Regions from separate parts of the Homo sapiens genome. Here region 2 is linked to region 1. The links are chromatin contacts, found by Hi-C or POLR2A ChIA-PET in ENCODE. All regions are on one chromosome and are shown on one strand. Each heading gives the region's core, a stretch centred on a gene start or an enhancer-like site at or near the end of the contact. The rest is flanking DNA. Distances are from core to core; before and after follow the strand shown. Region 1 overlaps RXRA (retinoid X receptor alpha). Region 2 overlaps RXRA (retinoid X receptor alpha).

Region 1 (7,375 bases), core at 2,956-5,455:
GACTTTGATTATTTTCACCTTCCCCGTCATGCATTTTGCACTGACAATGGCACGGCTGGGGCTGGGGAGATATAGCAGCAGCTAATTTCAACTTCAGTTGCTCCCTCCTGCCTTGGCTCTTTTTCGGTTCCAGGTTTCACAAGTTCCTATGGAGAATGGAGGCAGGCAGCTGGTGGGACAGCCTCTGCCGGGGCTACCAGCAGCTCCTGGATGAACACCTAGTGGGTGCAGCCAGGCCAGACATGTGATGTCGGCTCCCGCCAGAGCCCCCGTCCTGCCTGTGGCCTTGGTCTCTACTTGATGGAGGCCACCAAGGCCAGGGCTGAGGCTTCTCCAACCCCAAACTCCAGAACCCTCCACGAGGATCCATGCCAGTGCCAGGGTAGGGCCTGAAGTGCAATGAACCAACCAGGTACCCCCACTGCTGACCACCCAAGGGCACACAAAAACCCATCAGGGCTTTGGCCCAAACTTTCCACCTCCTTCCCAGCAGCTACACTTCATGAGCACCTGACAACTGGCCCTCCACAGAGCCAGCACAGCCGTGGGCTGTGCAAATACCAGCTAGAGGGGGATACGTTATCCTCACTAATCCGGTGGGGACCCTGAAGCCCATAACCTCCAGGGCACGTCCACTTTCATTTTCTCAGCCACTGGCAGTGGTCCCAGCAGACCAGGGGCTGCCACAGTCGCTGAGCTGGAGAGAGCTGGAGTCTGGGGTAGAGAAGCCACCCATCCACACTGCAGCTCGAGCACTGGGCCTCGTGATTCTGGCCGCTGTCCCCAGGCACACGGCCCAGGGGTGCAGGAGGCAGAGCCCACTCTGAATGGTTGTCACTGCTCCCCTCCCCAACTCTACATCCGCTGCCCAACTCTGCTGGGTCCACACCAGGCACAGGGCCCGCACAGAGGCTGCGTCCCATCACTACCACCAGTGTGTTGGGACAGGAAGCCCAGTGCCCATAGAGCGTCGAGGGAACCTAAGCTCAGAAAGTCTCCTACGGAAGGCAGCACACAGACAGACACCGGTCAGAGTGGGAAGCTGGTTGCTAAGGGGTATGGTGGTGGGGCCTGCCTGGCTCCTGAGGATGAAGGGGCGTCCGTGGCCAGGCAGCAGTGAGAACTCCACCCTGGGGAGCCACAGAGGGCGCTACGCAGCAGAGAAGCACAGTTCTCAGAGGCCCGGGAGGTGGGGAGGAGAGGGCTCCAGGGCCCAGGGCCTGGGATCCAGCCCCGTCCCAACCTCCTGTTGGGAGCCCCCAGAGAAAGGAACCAAGGACTCCACTTCCACCTTTTTAAGAGGAATCTAAGCCTTGGGCGGGTGCCCAGGGTTGGGGCTTTTGTCAAGAAACCTCCAGTTTCCCCCACCCTGCAGCTGCTGAGTCAGGAGCAAAGGGGCGGGACCCCAATCTCAGCCCCTTCCGGCGGCAAGGGCAGGAAGCTGCACCCCACAAGTCTCTCCAGACACCAGGCTAGATAGACCCCAAGCTGCAAAGCCAGCCCCCTACCCACTCCTCCACCCAGGGAGGAGACACACCACAGCCTCCGCACATGCCGGTGCCAGAGGAGGCTGGGAAAAAGGGAGGCCCAGGGCAGGGTGGGGGCAGACCTGTCCACATTTGTACTGCATGGGCCCTGGCCTGCCAGGTTCCTGGGGCCAGCTTCAAGCGCAGGGAACGCTGGACTCAGGCCTACAAGGATGGAAAAAGAAGGGCAGAGCAGGCACACACGCCAGGCAGAGGCAACGGTTTGAGAGGTGGCACAGAGGTAGGGCCACATAGGGCACGGCCCCCGGGAACCTCAGCAGGACCAGGCCCCATGAGGAAGGGCTGCATCCTGTGGGGAGGGCCTATGGGGAGATGCCCACCCCACTGTGGTAGGGCCACGAGGGCCAATGACCGGCCAGAAGGTGAGAAGACGCCAGAGGAGCCCATCTGCTGACCCAGCCAGCTGGCCCCGCCTTCCGGGAAGAAACACTCTTCCCCACAGTTGCAGAAGATCCTCTGCTTGAAGGAAGAACGCAGGCTCCCTCAGCTCAGTGCCGCGCCCGGCTGGGGACGGGCGGATGGAGGGTTGGTCCCGAGGCCCCCAGGCCCGTGGCAGTCCACCAAGTGCACACGGTCTCTCCTCTGGCCACTGAGCAAGATGGGGACAGGGCAGGGGACGTGACCCCTCAAGCCTATGTCAAGGTTGCACCCAGTGACTGGTCTCGCTTCCTGGCCCCGAGCAATTTCTAGGTCCTAGGATGGTTCCAGAACTAGCTGCCCCTGCAACCACTCCTCCCAAAAAAATGCTTCTTCCCATGAGATACAACACTCATGCCCTCCTCACGTTCCTTTGCCCTACACTGAGCGCCCCCTATTCCAGGGGCTGCAGGATGCTGACGGGCAATCCTGCATGAACCCCCAGAACCCAGAAGAAGAAACTCCTCCTCCCAGCCCTCAAAGACACTGAGGTTCAGAGGCAACCCCAGCCAGGGCCTTCCCTGCTCCCAGGCAAGAACTGAAGGACAGGCCTTACTTCAGTCAACCCTCACAACCACCTGGGCAGCAAGTGCCCTCACCCCACGTCACAGATGAGAAAGTCGACACTCAGAGAGAGAGACACGCTGCCCCAGGTCACACAGCATGTAAAAGGTCTGTGTGGGGCCCTGAACTGTGGGCCGCAGACAGCTTCCCTGGCTCCAGGGCAGGAACCCCCTCCCCACCTCCCAAGGCCAAATGCTCTGGGTCCAAGACACCTCCCAGGGCTGGGCAGGTGAAAATCCCATAATCTGCTGGGGCCTCTCTAGAAGGAGGTCCCCCCACTGCCTAGGCTGCGGGATTGGGTTTCCTGGCCTCTAATCAAAGGATTACCAGACAATCCCCAGCACCCACACGTGCCTGCATCCGCAGTCATGCCACCCACATCACTCACATACAAAGGGAAGGTCACTGTGGTGGTGGCAGGGCCACAGCCACCACCTGCGCTCAACCTGCTGAGCCAGCCAGAGCAGGAAGGGCCAGGAAGGCAGGTAGGCAGCCTCCTCCGCGGCGCTGTCCACTCTCCTATGGGGCCAGGTTCCCCCAAACCCACCAGGTCAGGGCGGCCCACACCAGCCATCTCAGCCCTGGAGACCACACATGGCCCTGTGGGAACCACAGGGGCCTCCTCCCGCAGCCCCGCAGCCCCACCACCTGCCTGGGCTCACAGCAGCTCCCAAGCAGTCCCTTGCCCACAGCTTGCTGTTACCACTCTGCCTGCACCAACCCACTGCCCCCCGCTGATGGCAGGAAGAGGGCGCACAGCACGCCATCCCAAGTGCAAGCCTCTGGGGCCTGACCACCTGGGGGACCCCTGCTCTCTGTGCCTCAGTTTCCTGGCAGGGAAAGGGCAAGGATCGGCCCCTCCATGCCCACAAGCTGTGTGGCCTTGAAGATCGGCTCAGCCTCTCTGAGCCCAGGCCCCCTCTGTAAATGAGGGCAACTCCCTCCCCCAGGGTTCTGGGAGGGCAATGGGCTTGGCACAAGCTGGTACCGGGGCACCTGGTGCACTGTGGCTTGCTAGTCCTCGACCCGGACCCCCGCCCCTGCCCTCACTCTGGCCTGGGATCCACAGTGGGTCCAGGGCTTTCTCCAGCCTGATCTCACAGTTCAGAACTCACTACCCACCAAATGCCAGCACGAGAGCCCCCACCCCGGGCCCAGCAGAGCGCCTTCAGGGAGACGCCTCCTCATTCGGGGTCTTCATGTCCCCCAGCCAGCAACACCCACCACAGGCAGGCTCCAGCTAGCCGGATGCTCTGACAGCCCCTACCCCCAGGGTTGGGCTTCACAGACCCTGGAGCACAGCGGACCCTCAGCAAGTGGGGCCAGGCCAGTAGTGGGCAGAGCCTCAACAAACCCAAGCCCAGCCCTGCCCAGCCAGGCCCCAGGCAGTGACGCTGCCAGTCACGCACCCAGCTCCAAGACCACACCGCCCAGTGCCTCTACCTCCCAAACTCCAACCTCAGGCCAAGACCCAGAGGAGGGGTGGCAACAAACAGTCACACACCAAGACATTCCCCTGCCACCATGCATGCCCCATGGTGCTCCCCATGGAGGGCGGGAAGAGGCCAGCCGCCCTGGAGCTCCCAGAAAGAGAGGAGCTCTGCCACCAGGTGTGTGCCGGCCAAGCTGCGAGCCAGCCCAACCCTGGGCCACCCATGCCCACGCCTCCTCCAAGGTCCTGGCCTGGGCCAGGAAGCCGGGTGGAGACTGGAGGGCGGGGGCCTATCTCACCCAGAGTTGCTAAAAAGAGCCAACGGGGAAGTAAAAATAGGAAATAAAAATAAAATGGCTCCAGCCAGGCCTGGTTGTTTGTGTAGGAAGCAAGGCCCCTCCCCAGCCAGCAGGGAGGGCTCGGCTCCAGGTTCCTCCCAGAGGAGGAATGTCCCCCCACCCTAGCAGCCCCCAGGACTCCAACCACACGCCAGAACCCCAGGCTGGAAGTGGCTCAAAGAAGAGTCCCAAGAATCTGGGTTCAAATCCCGACTCTGCTGTTAACTGGCCACATGATATTGGGCAAGCAGCTGAGCCCCTATCTGTAGCTCGGCCTCCTCATCAGCACTGGGGTGCAGGGAACGAGGGAGCGTGCCATGCTGTGCTGGGCACACACTCCAGGTACCACCACCCACGGCGGGGCCTGCGGTCACAGCTCCAGCCACCCACCTCTCCCTGTCCCCACCAGGACCCTCCCATCTGTGCTCTCACTCCGCCCCAAGGTGGGCCGTCAAGAGGTGAGGGCACGAGGCCAGGGTCAGGAGACAGCCTGGCTGTCAGCTCGCCCCGCTTGCCAGCCATGCCGCTCTCAGACCTCAATTTCCTCATCCACACAATTAGAGGAAGCCTTCCTTCCTCTCCTTTCCTGCGAGGCCTTTCCAGGGTTCACATGAGGCTCATTCGCACCAAAGCGTGTGTGACTGACCCTGGCTTCAGGATTGGCTCAGCTCATTCTCCCAGGGCGCAGAATTCCGCAGAAGACAGGCTCCTTGCTCCCGGAGCTGAGACACCCCAGCTAGAGGGCCAGGGAGGACCGCTTGGGCCACAGCTCACACATCCAATCTACCTGCTCAGCCTGGACGGCATGTGGCTTAGGCACTGCTGGCATTGCTCAAGAAGGCAGCTGCGGGCCGAGGCGTGCATCGAGGCTCATGCACCGAGACCGTCTGCCTGGGTGCCTGCAGAAAGGGATCTGAGTGCTTCGGGTGGTCGGTGATACCTGCCACGCTGTAGGCCAGAGGGCAGGCAGTGAGCCGGTGCCACGTGAGCCCCACTTAGACCAAAACATACTGCTTCAGAGTGCTCCCTGGCACTTCCTAAAGCCCCTCGGCCCTCACTCCTGGCTGGACAATTATCACCCCTGTGACACTTCCTGGGAACTGGCTGAAAGGTCAGTGGGTGGCATCACTGGTCTGCCCCAAACCACCATCCCCACGATGGCCAAAGTCTTTCTAGAACATATATCTGCCTGCAGCCCTCCACAGCCCCCTACAGCTTCTCATTCTCCTGTCCTGGACCCCGAGCCCTCAGGACCCTTAGCTAAGGAGGGAGCCGGACAGCACGGGCAGTGGCCAGTCTCAAACCTGGACCCGCAGGCACAAGCCATCAGAAGGTGTGGGGCACAAGACACACAGAAGCACACACAGGCACACATGCCGACACAGCACGGGCACAGGGAGACACGAGGACACAAGTGCACACGGATACACACTCACACAGGGACAGGGACAGAGGGACACAGACATGGGTGCACACAGATACAGGCTCAGACATGGACACAGATGTGCACAGAGGAACACACATGCACGGGTGCACACAGACAGGCTCACACAAGAGCACAGGCGTGCACACTCACATACACACAGGTTCACACACAGACACACACAGGCTCACACAAGGGCATGGATGTTCACAGACACACACACATGGGCTCACACACACACAGACTCACACACACACACACACAGAGGCTTACACACAGACTCATACACACAGGCTCACACAAGGGCATGGGTGTGCACAGACACACACGGGATCTCACACATAGACACACACACACAGGCTCAAACACACACAGGCACACACACAGAGACACACACACACACAGGCTCACACACACACAGGCACACACACAGACACACGCACAGGCTCACACACACAGAGACTCACACAGAAACACACGCACAGGCTCACACACACAGGCTCACAAAAGGCCATGGGTATGCAGAGACTCACACACACACGGGCTCACACACACACACACACAGACTCACACACACTCACACAAGGGCGTGGGCATGCACACCCACACACAGGCTCACACACAGGCACACACTCACACAGGCATGGCACCCACACACTCTCACACACAGGCTCACGGGCTCACACGCAGACAGAGGCTCACGCGCACAAACCCTGGCTGGAATCCCAGCCACACACATAAGCCCACACAGGCTCACGGGCTCACACGCAGACAGAGGAGGGTCTGGGGAGGACGACGCGCCCCTGAAGGCCAGGCAGGGAGGGAGGAACAGCGCGGGAGGCGCCATGCCAGCCACCTCAGTCCTGGCCTTTCTGCCAAGAGCTCTCCAGGCTGGCCAGAGGGCATGAGAGGGTCCCTACGGACAGGGCACAGGGAGGCAGGGCCCTGAGCCCACGGGGCCAACCCCAGGGGGGGTGACCACCAGCCCTGCCCCGACACCAGGCACACGGCCGGCGACCTAGGTCCGGCTCCAAGTCCCCAGGTCCCTGCCGGTGTGGGCACTGCCAGCGCCAAGCAAGGCATCCACAGCAGGAGGCAGACAGCAGTGGTGACAACAATCGGCTCCTTGTTCTCAGAAAGGCGGCCAGGCAGACCTGAGGGAGGGCAGAGGGGTCAGCAGGGAGGGCAGAACGGCGGCTGTCTCCAGAGTCCTGGAGGGAGGATCTCTGGGCTCTGGGGGACCCTGGAGACTCCCAAGTCCCAACAGAGGCCTGCTCGCTCCCCCAGTCTCACCCGCAAGGCTGGGCACAGTGCAGGGGTCTGGCCCCAGGGCAAGGCTGGGGTGCCGGCTGCAGGGAGAGGGGCACCAGCTGCCCCCTCCGATAATGAGTTCACAGCTTATCAGCCACGTCCAGGCTGCGTGGGATCCGGCAGCCAGCCCCTCCCCTGCCCCCACCAGCAGCCGGCAAGCATCACTGCTTCCTAGGCAGGAGGCCTAACTGTCCACACGCAGGCAGGTCCTGGCCACTGACTGCGGCCAGACGCACGTGGGGACACGCCTCTCCCAGCCAGCAAGAGTGGCAGTGACCTCCCCTGTGACCCCATGGCCTGGGGGATGCCAGCCCAGGTCAGAGGGACCCAGGTGCCACTTGGG
Region 2 (7,375 bases), core at 2,678-5,177, 34 kb before region 1:
ACCGAGAACAGCATAATTCCGGGTCCTGCTGTGCAGAGGAGGTGTGGTGGGGAGGAGCTATAAGGCTGGAGGAGCCGGGTGGCCCCACAGGCTGGGCTGCATCCCAGGAGCTCAGCTGGCAGGCAAGTGACCCAGCAGGAGCTGCATTTGCTGACTGACAAATGGGTGGCGGCTGAGGTCCACCCCCACCCTCAAGGAGGGAAGGCAAGAGACGTGTGTTCCCACCCGAGGACAGCAGCAGGACCTCTCTTCCGGGCACAGGATGAAGCAGGACAATCTGACTTGAGGAAACAAAACAAAGTCACAGCCAAGGATGGTCTGGCTCCTGCCCTCCAGGCTCCAGAGGCCGCTCCTGAAGCTGCCGGGACTCCTGCAGGCACCCCTACAAGGCTGGGGTGCTTCACAGCCTGGGGTCTGCGGGGGCAGCCTCCCTCGGCAAACCCCAACTCCAGGCTGCCTTTGGGAGCAACCGGACGGCACGCGCTGCCCAGGGTCAGAGCTCCCTACCCACCCCTCCTGTGACTCTGAGCGGCCGACCCAGCCTAATGGCCACAGTCCTGAGGCTGGCAGGGGCAGGGAGGGCCACCACTTCGGTACCTTCCCCAGGTACTGCTCCTTGGGGACAGGTGACAGGGGCCACAGCCTATTCCCTCGGCACCCAGGACCCTGCCTCTAAGCAAATAAACCAACAAGCATCCACATTTGCCTCCAGGCCACAGGACCCTTCGGGACCAGGCCAGCTCTGTTCACCAGCTGCGTTCTGGAGGCAGATGGCCACAGCCCTCTTGGGTGGCAAGGGTTAAACCACACAGTGGTAAGGACCCCGCACACAGGCGCTGGCCGGCACACACGCCTTCAGGTGGCGGCAGCAAGGCAGCAACACCAGCACCGGCCTGGCTCCCCAGCGCTGACCCAGCAGACAGAGAACTCGCCTCTCTGCCTAGGATGACAGCATCCAGCCAGGGACTCATCTCCCAGGAAGCAGCCGGGGTGGCCTGGCACTTCCAGAGCTCTGTGCCTTGCCTGTGCCCTCTGCCCCGGCCCTGCCCAGAACCCTGGGTGGCTGCCAGCTTCCTGCCGAGCTAGCTCCTCGTCGCCAGCCACAGTCATCGTGAAACCTGCTCGCCACCCAGGGCACCACTGTGCCCCCATGGCCACCACTCCAGGAGGACAGCACAGGGGCCAGGCCTGGGTGTGGCCGACGCTGAGCTGCACATAACCTGCCCCAGCTCGGCCCTTCCGCACACACCTGGATTCTCACAGCCCCTCCAAGGGGGGCAGAGCAGGAGGGTCCCCACTCAGCACCCCATCAGCTCACGCAACGTCCCCCATACTGGTTCTGATGGAGGTGGGTGTGGAGGGGGGCAGCGAGATGGCTTCCTGGGGACAGAAGCTGGTCTGCAGAGCACGAGGGTATGACAGATCAAAACGCACACACAGACGGTGGAAATCGGGCAGCAGCTGGAAGTCAGAATAAAAATGTTACATCTCTGCAAGAGTAGAGTGCTCCTCCCTGACCCCCACATCCAAACTGACCTCTGTTTTCATAAAGGCCAACAAGAGACAGAAGTGGTCCCGGAGAGGGAAGTTGGGAAAACGGATATCTCCGAGGGGTCGCGGGAGCTGGGGGTGTGGGTGTGCTGGCTGCAGGGCACACACACACGGAGACTTCACCCAGCTGTGCAGGAAGGACACGCATGCCTTCCCGAGCGGTGATGCCAGCACACGCAGGGCTGAGTTCTAAGGAGGGCCCAGCCCCACAACTGTGCTGGACACTGGGGACCCCTCCCATGCTCTGGGCCTCCCATGCTCCAGGCCTCCCATGCTCTGGGCCACCTGCCCTTGGTCAGGCAGTGATGGGGACAACGCCATCGCCTTCCATGTGGGACAGCATGTGGCCCAGGGAGGGCAGCCAGCTCGCCATCAAGGACCCAACACCCCTGGGGCTGGCGGAGATCAGTAACCCCAACACTGCCAGAGGCCCCCAGAAATGAAAGCGGAGCACAGACAGGGTGAGAATGGGTACTGTCAGTGCCCAGCACGGATGCAGCGAGCTTGGGGCTCCGTCCCCAAAGGCTGAGCAAGACTGGCCAGGTCCCCATTCCCAGTGCCAGCCCCTCACAGGGTCGGCCCCTAGGCCAGCAGTCACAGGGCTGCCAGGAAAACCCGGCTGACGGGTCAAGGACAGTGGGCGTGGCACAGGGCCAGGGCACACAATCGCACACTCAGCCAGTGAACACGTGGCCCAGAGGTCAGCCCAGCGACTGCCCGCCACAGGTAAGGAAATGCTTCCTGCACCCCCTCAGAGACTCGACGCCCAAGGTGCCCTCACCATGCCCCTTCCCTCCCTCCTGAGACCCTGCAGCCTGCAGGCCCAGCCAGATCCCTAGGGCTGCGCCCCTGGCTGGTCTCAGCTGCAAGGAGCCAGGAGGTCCCTCTCTACCACGCTTTCATTTCCATGCCCAGTGCCCAGCTTCCCCCAGGAGCACAGCCAGGGAGGGTACTGCCCACGCGCTGAGCACCCGAGATGCACCAGCCAGCACAGGTCTCACTGGTTCTCTGAGAGCTCCCTAAGCATCACCTTCTATAGACAGAGAACGCGGCAAGGCTCCAACACACAAAGGTCGCCCTGGCCGAGGCCACGCAGCTGGCCAGGCTGTCAAGTCATGAGCCCAGGGCTGCCTGAGCAGAGTGTGGCGGGCGGCAGGGGAGGAGAGAGAAGAAACGGTAGGACAGGGCAGCAGTGGGGGCTGTGGTTGGGCCACTGGAGGGACCTCTGCCCCCGCGAAGGAATGGAGACAGCATAGACGGGAGCAGTGTGGATGGGGCACACAGGCACACGCACAGATCAGAGCACGAGGCACACACACATGCATAAACACGCACCCTGCCAGGCACCGAAGCTCCTAGACCCCCACAACCCTGGGCACTGCGAGGTGCGACAGCTGGCATGGGCAGGCCCCGCGGCTGAGGGTGCCCCTCTGGGCCTCCACAAGAAGGCCTGGCTGCGCCTGCAGAGGGGCCGCCTTCTTCCGCCCCAACCAGCGGGGCCGGTGGGAGGGTGCCTTCCTTCCTAAGGAAGATCCCAACTTTGATAGGAAACACAAATCTGAATTCCATTTTTGTTTTAAAAAATTAATAAATAGCAAGGCTTGTCATGATCTGCCCGCATGCGGAGAAGGGAGGCCAGCAGGCTGCGAGCCTGGCGGGGTGGGGTGGGGGGGAAGCAGAGAGAGAGAGGGAGGGAGGGAGGGAGGGCGGCCGGCAGCTTGTTTTCTCTACGTGGCCTCTGCCATCGAGTCGCAGGGCACGTGGTGTTTGTTGTTTGTTTGGGGGAGTGTTTTACAGAATCTCAGCATCCCCCAGCCACTAACACAAACTCTCACACCGAGAATGCTCTCCTGCCAGAAGCCAGCCCTCCTACTCCGCACCAGGGAGTGGCTGCTTCCAAATCGCCCTCACCCCAGCCCTCAGGCTTCTCCTCCAGCCCTGACAACCCACACAGGGCCCAGAGCTGCCGGCCCCGGGCCCACCTGCTGGCCACCCCAGGCTGCCCGCTGGCCCTGGCCCGTGTTCCCAGCTGTAAAACTAGACGGCCAACCCAGCGTCACTCCCAGCTCTCCCGCCAGGCCGATCATCCACACACAGTCTCCGGGCTGACCCTCAGATGAACCAGGGTTTATTCCGGGCCAGGACCTGCCTGGAATCCCCTGCCCACTGCCTGGAGCAACTGTTCACAGTGTCCACAGCCCACCCGGGAGCCCTCGGCTGCCCTCCATGAAGAGCATCCCCCCTCAGACCCCAAAAGCCACTGCAATTCTGGAGGCAGGAAGGTTTCCTGGGTGCCCAGCCAGCCACAGCCATCGGAACCAGGCCAGGAAGACAGCAGGCAGCTCCCACCTCCCCACAGTGACACGCGCTCTGGCCCGGCCTGCTCTCCACCCCCAGCCTTGGGTCATTCCAGGAACATGTCAGGCTCTCTCGCCTCTAGCCTTGAACATGCTGTTCCCTGGGCCTGAAACTCCTCCACCTGTTTCCTGGCTCACTCCAGCCTGGCTCCGTTTTATATAACACCTCCTCCAGGAAGCCTTCCCAGAGTCTCTCAGTTGGGGTAGGGGTCTCATCTCCTACACACCCCCTCAAGAGCACTCCCTGCAGTGCAGGGCACAGTCAGCCCCTCACCCTGGGTGCCAAGGCTGAGGGCTACCGAGGATAGAGCCATGGCCACTCCATTGTGACACCCTGGGCCCTGGCCAGTGCCTGGCACATAGCAGGTGCCAAGTACAGACCTACAGGATAGCGGGACCAGGTCGGCGCCAGCTGCAGGAGTCCTTAAGAACTAGCCAGGCAGGCGCCGAGTTCCAAGGAGACCCAAGCAGTAACACGAGGCACTGCCAAGCTGTGCTTCCCCAAATAGGTTAGACAATCTCGCTGAGCCTCTATCTCCTCTTCTGTAGGAATGAAACTGAAGAAGGAAGTCGCCAGGAGGCAAAAGGTCTAAATTTTACCACCCACTTGCTGTGCCTCCCCAGGCAGCCGCTGGCCTGGCCATTCTCTGGGTAGACAGAGGGAACGGCATTTGCTCGGGGCTCAACATGTGGAGGTTGTGGGGGTTTGGTCTGGGAGGAAGACCGGAGGCGGGGGGTGCCCCGGGGGCCTCCCTCAAGCCAGAACCCATTGAAACAGTGGCCCTGGGCCGAGAGCCAGGATCCCTGTGACCAGCGACCAGTGACCAGCGCAGCCCACACCAGGAGGGTGGCCTGCGATTCACCCCCTCACCCCTCAGGACAGCTGGGGACCAGAGCCACCCTCAGGCCGGGAGCAGCCCACACTGCGGAAGTGGCAGTGACCACCAGGTTGGCCTTTCCTCATCCATCCCACAGGTGGTGAGTGCCAACCACCACCCAGGCTCAAGCTCCACTGGGGCACAGCGGCCGCCGCCTGCGGATCTGGGTTTGAGTCCTGGCTGCATCGCTCTCGGCTGGGTAGGGCCTTGGGCATCTGACTCAACCTCGCTGGTTCTAAACGTCCTTGTCCCCAGAAAGGGGATGGCACCCTCACCTTTAACTCCCGGAAGCCGTGACGATTAACCGACACCACAGACAGCCACGTGGACAGCCACCTTCATGCACCACTCAGAGAGCACTTGCCCATCAGGCGACTGCTTCCCCCGTCGAACCCAGGGCTACAAACAGGCAGAGAAAAACCAGGCTGGGAGGCCAGGTGAGGTGGCGCACTCCTGAAGTCCCCACTACCCGAGAGGCCGGGGCGGGAGGATCACTTGAGCCCAGGAGTTCACGTCTAGCCTGGGCAACAAAGCAAGACTCTGTCTCTAATTTTTAAATTTTTAATTAAAATAAATTAGAAAACAAAGGTGGGCCCTGCCCAGGGGCACCCAGTCCAGAGTCAGAAAGACAGCCTTTTCCAGGAACCTGGCTATCGGCTGGTAATGTGGCAAGGTGGAGGAGACATCAAGGGGGGCTTCCTGTGGGAGGTGCCACTCACCTCCCTCCAGCTACAACCCAGTAGGCTCCGACACCTCCCCATGCCAAACCCTGGCCTCTCTGTGGATAGCTGGGGGATGGGACAGACCTGCACATGTGTCTACCATAAGGAAGGTAGGCCCAGGGAGGGTGATAGACAGGAAGATCTGGGTCAAAAAAACCCACACCACCTCGTGGCCAAGGACCGCAGCACACAATGCTGCTTCTCTGGGCCGCAGTATTCTCATCTGGAAAATGGGCCAACGGCCTGGGAAAACACAGGGTTGGAGACCACACACGAGAAGGGCTGAGCGCAGGGCCCGGCACACAGCAGCAGGCACAGAGCTGTTAAAGACAGTCGGGCGTGGACCACAGTTCCTGGCAGACGGCAGGTGCCCATAACTCAGTGCGTCTCGGTGGCCATGCCCTTCCTGTTACTGCCATTCCTAGCCCAAGAACAGCACCAAAGGCTGGTCTCTGGGACCCGAGTCCTTCATCCCACCCGGGCCCCAGACACTTCCGCCTTACCAGAAAGCATGGCTCCTGACCACCCCCAGCTCTGTGGCCACTTGGCTGTGTGGCCCAGCCCAGCTCCTCACCCTCTCTGGGCACCCGCTTCCTCATCCATAACGGACTGGTCTCCAGGGCCCCTCCCCTGCTGACGAACCCGGGGCAGACGCCACAGCCCAGGCCAGGCTTGACCACAGGTTCCTGGAATGCCAGGCCCCACCCAGCAGGCAGGAGGGTCTGGCCTACCGCAGCTCTGCAACCAGGAAGGCTGGGTCTCAGCCCCTCTCCTGCTGCCCCTTCACCAGAAAGCCAGATTCCAGATCTCAAGCAGCTCCGCGCCCAGTCCAGACCAGAGAGCCTGAGCTACCGCCTGGGGTCACACAGCCTACAAGGGCAGAGCCAGGACTCGCCTGCCCCACAGGAGCACACGCCCTGCTGGGCCCTGTGCTGCCACCCTCTGAGGTGGTAGAGTCCCGGGAAGAGCAGGGTCTCACAGTCCAGCACCTGGACACAGTTCCTCTGCCTGCTGGGGGCCCCAAGGCGGGTCAGTGGGCCTCTCTGATCCTCTGTCTCCTCTAAACTAAGCCTAATAACACCCACCCCATAAGATGATGGGGAGGCCTCCGTGATGCCCTCTGAGGTGACGGGGAGGCCTCCGTGATGCCCTCTAAGCCGTGTGCCTGGAACCCAGTGATAACAAATCAATTCTGCAATGGGTCCAACCACTGTCTCCCCTCACGGGACAGTCCCAGGGCCAGGCCTCCTCCAGCCAAAGGAAGAGGGACCCTCGCCTGCGGCCCCCACTCCACACCATCTCCCATAATCGGCCCAGGACGGGTCCATGCTCCAGCCCCAACAGCAAAGCCAGCATCCAGGAGGCCCTCAGCTGAGGCCCTGGCTGCGGCCCTCCACCTCCCCAGTGGGCGCGTGTCCTGCCACACTGCCAGGCGCCTTCGGCCTACCTGGCTCTCCCTCTCCCTCCCTACGCCCTTCTGCCTCTACAAGCGGCACTGAGACTGGATGGCCGGGCTTCAAACCCATCCTCACCCCTCTCCACACCTCAGTTTCCCCTCCATAAATGGGGAAGTAGCAAGGATCCCGTGGGCCCAGACTAATGTCACCCTGCCTTGACGTCACTCCCTCGAGGTGGCCTCTCCTCCCCTCCCCAGGGAGGGAAGTGGGGCCTGAGCACCCCACAAGGGAGGCCCAGGCTGGGCCTGGCACCCAGTCCTGCACCAGGCTGGCAGGATGTTGGGAAATGCACAGGCACTTATTTCAACACCGCTGGCCACGTCACAGACGGGTTTCAACACGCAGCAGCGCCCAGGAAGCGCTGCAGCCATCTTGGCCCAGCCACCTGCCACGCCGCCCGGAGGAGACAG

What was found. A loop is a pair of places that touch in the nucleus more often than their neighbours do. ChIA-PET counts read pairs that join two places held with the same protein, here RNA polymerase II (POLR2A). Pooled maps may share reads with other maps.
Region 2: a loop to region 1 is called in a map of right lobe of liver, with 3 times the contacts of the local background. The contact joins two enhancer-like sites. A Hi-C loop is called at or near these places in 23 of 168 maps with a recorded cell type or tissue (CD14-positive monocyte, HepG2, PC-9 and 13 more) and 13 of 50 pooled maps. POLR2A ChIA-PET finds 5 or more read pairs at or near these places in 6 of 52 experiments (AG04450, HepG2, MCF 10A and 3 more).

What each region holds. Positions count from the first base shown.
Region 1 is chr9:134,338,426-134,345,800 of GRCh38, reverse strand. All of the region lies in intron 1 of RXRA (retinoid X receptor alpha), which reads right to left. Among named protein-coding and RNA genes, the nearest start is that of RXRA, 16 kb to the right of the region's middle. RefSeq lists enhancers at 1-36, 1,310-1,454 and a cis regulatory region at 1,377-1,387. Within about 2 kb of position 4,205, at least 20 of the 41 ENCODE cell types and tissues checked have a DNase peak (open chromatin) inside an H3K27ac peak, as active enhancers do; they include CD14-positive monocyte, endothelial cell of umbilical vein, gastrocnemius medialis and 4 more, where a contact is called at or near this core.
Region 2 is chr9:134,371,817-134,379,191 of GRCh38, reverse strand. The region is part of intron 1 of RXRA (retinoid X receptor alpha); the gene reads right to left. Among named protein-coding and RNA genes, the nearest start is that of MIR4669, 3.9 kb to the left of the region's middle. RefSeq lists enhancers at 1-699, 700-1,491, 5,966-6,491. Within about 2 kb of position 3,927, at least 23 of the 41 ENCODE cell types and tissues checked have a DNase peak (open chromatin) inside an H3K27ac peak, as active enhancers do; they include CD14-positive monocyte, endothelial cell of umbilical vein, gastrocnemius medialis and 4 more, where a contact is called at or near this core.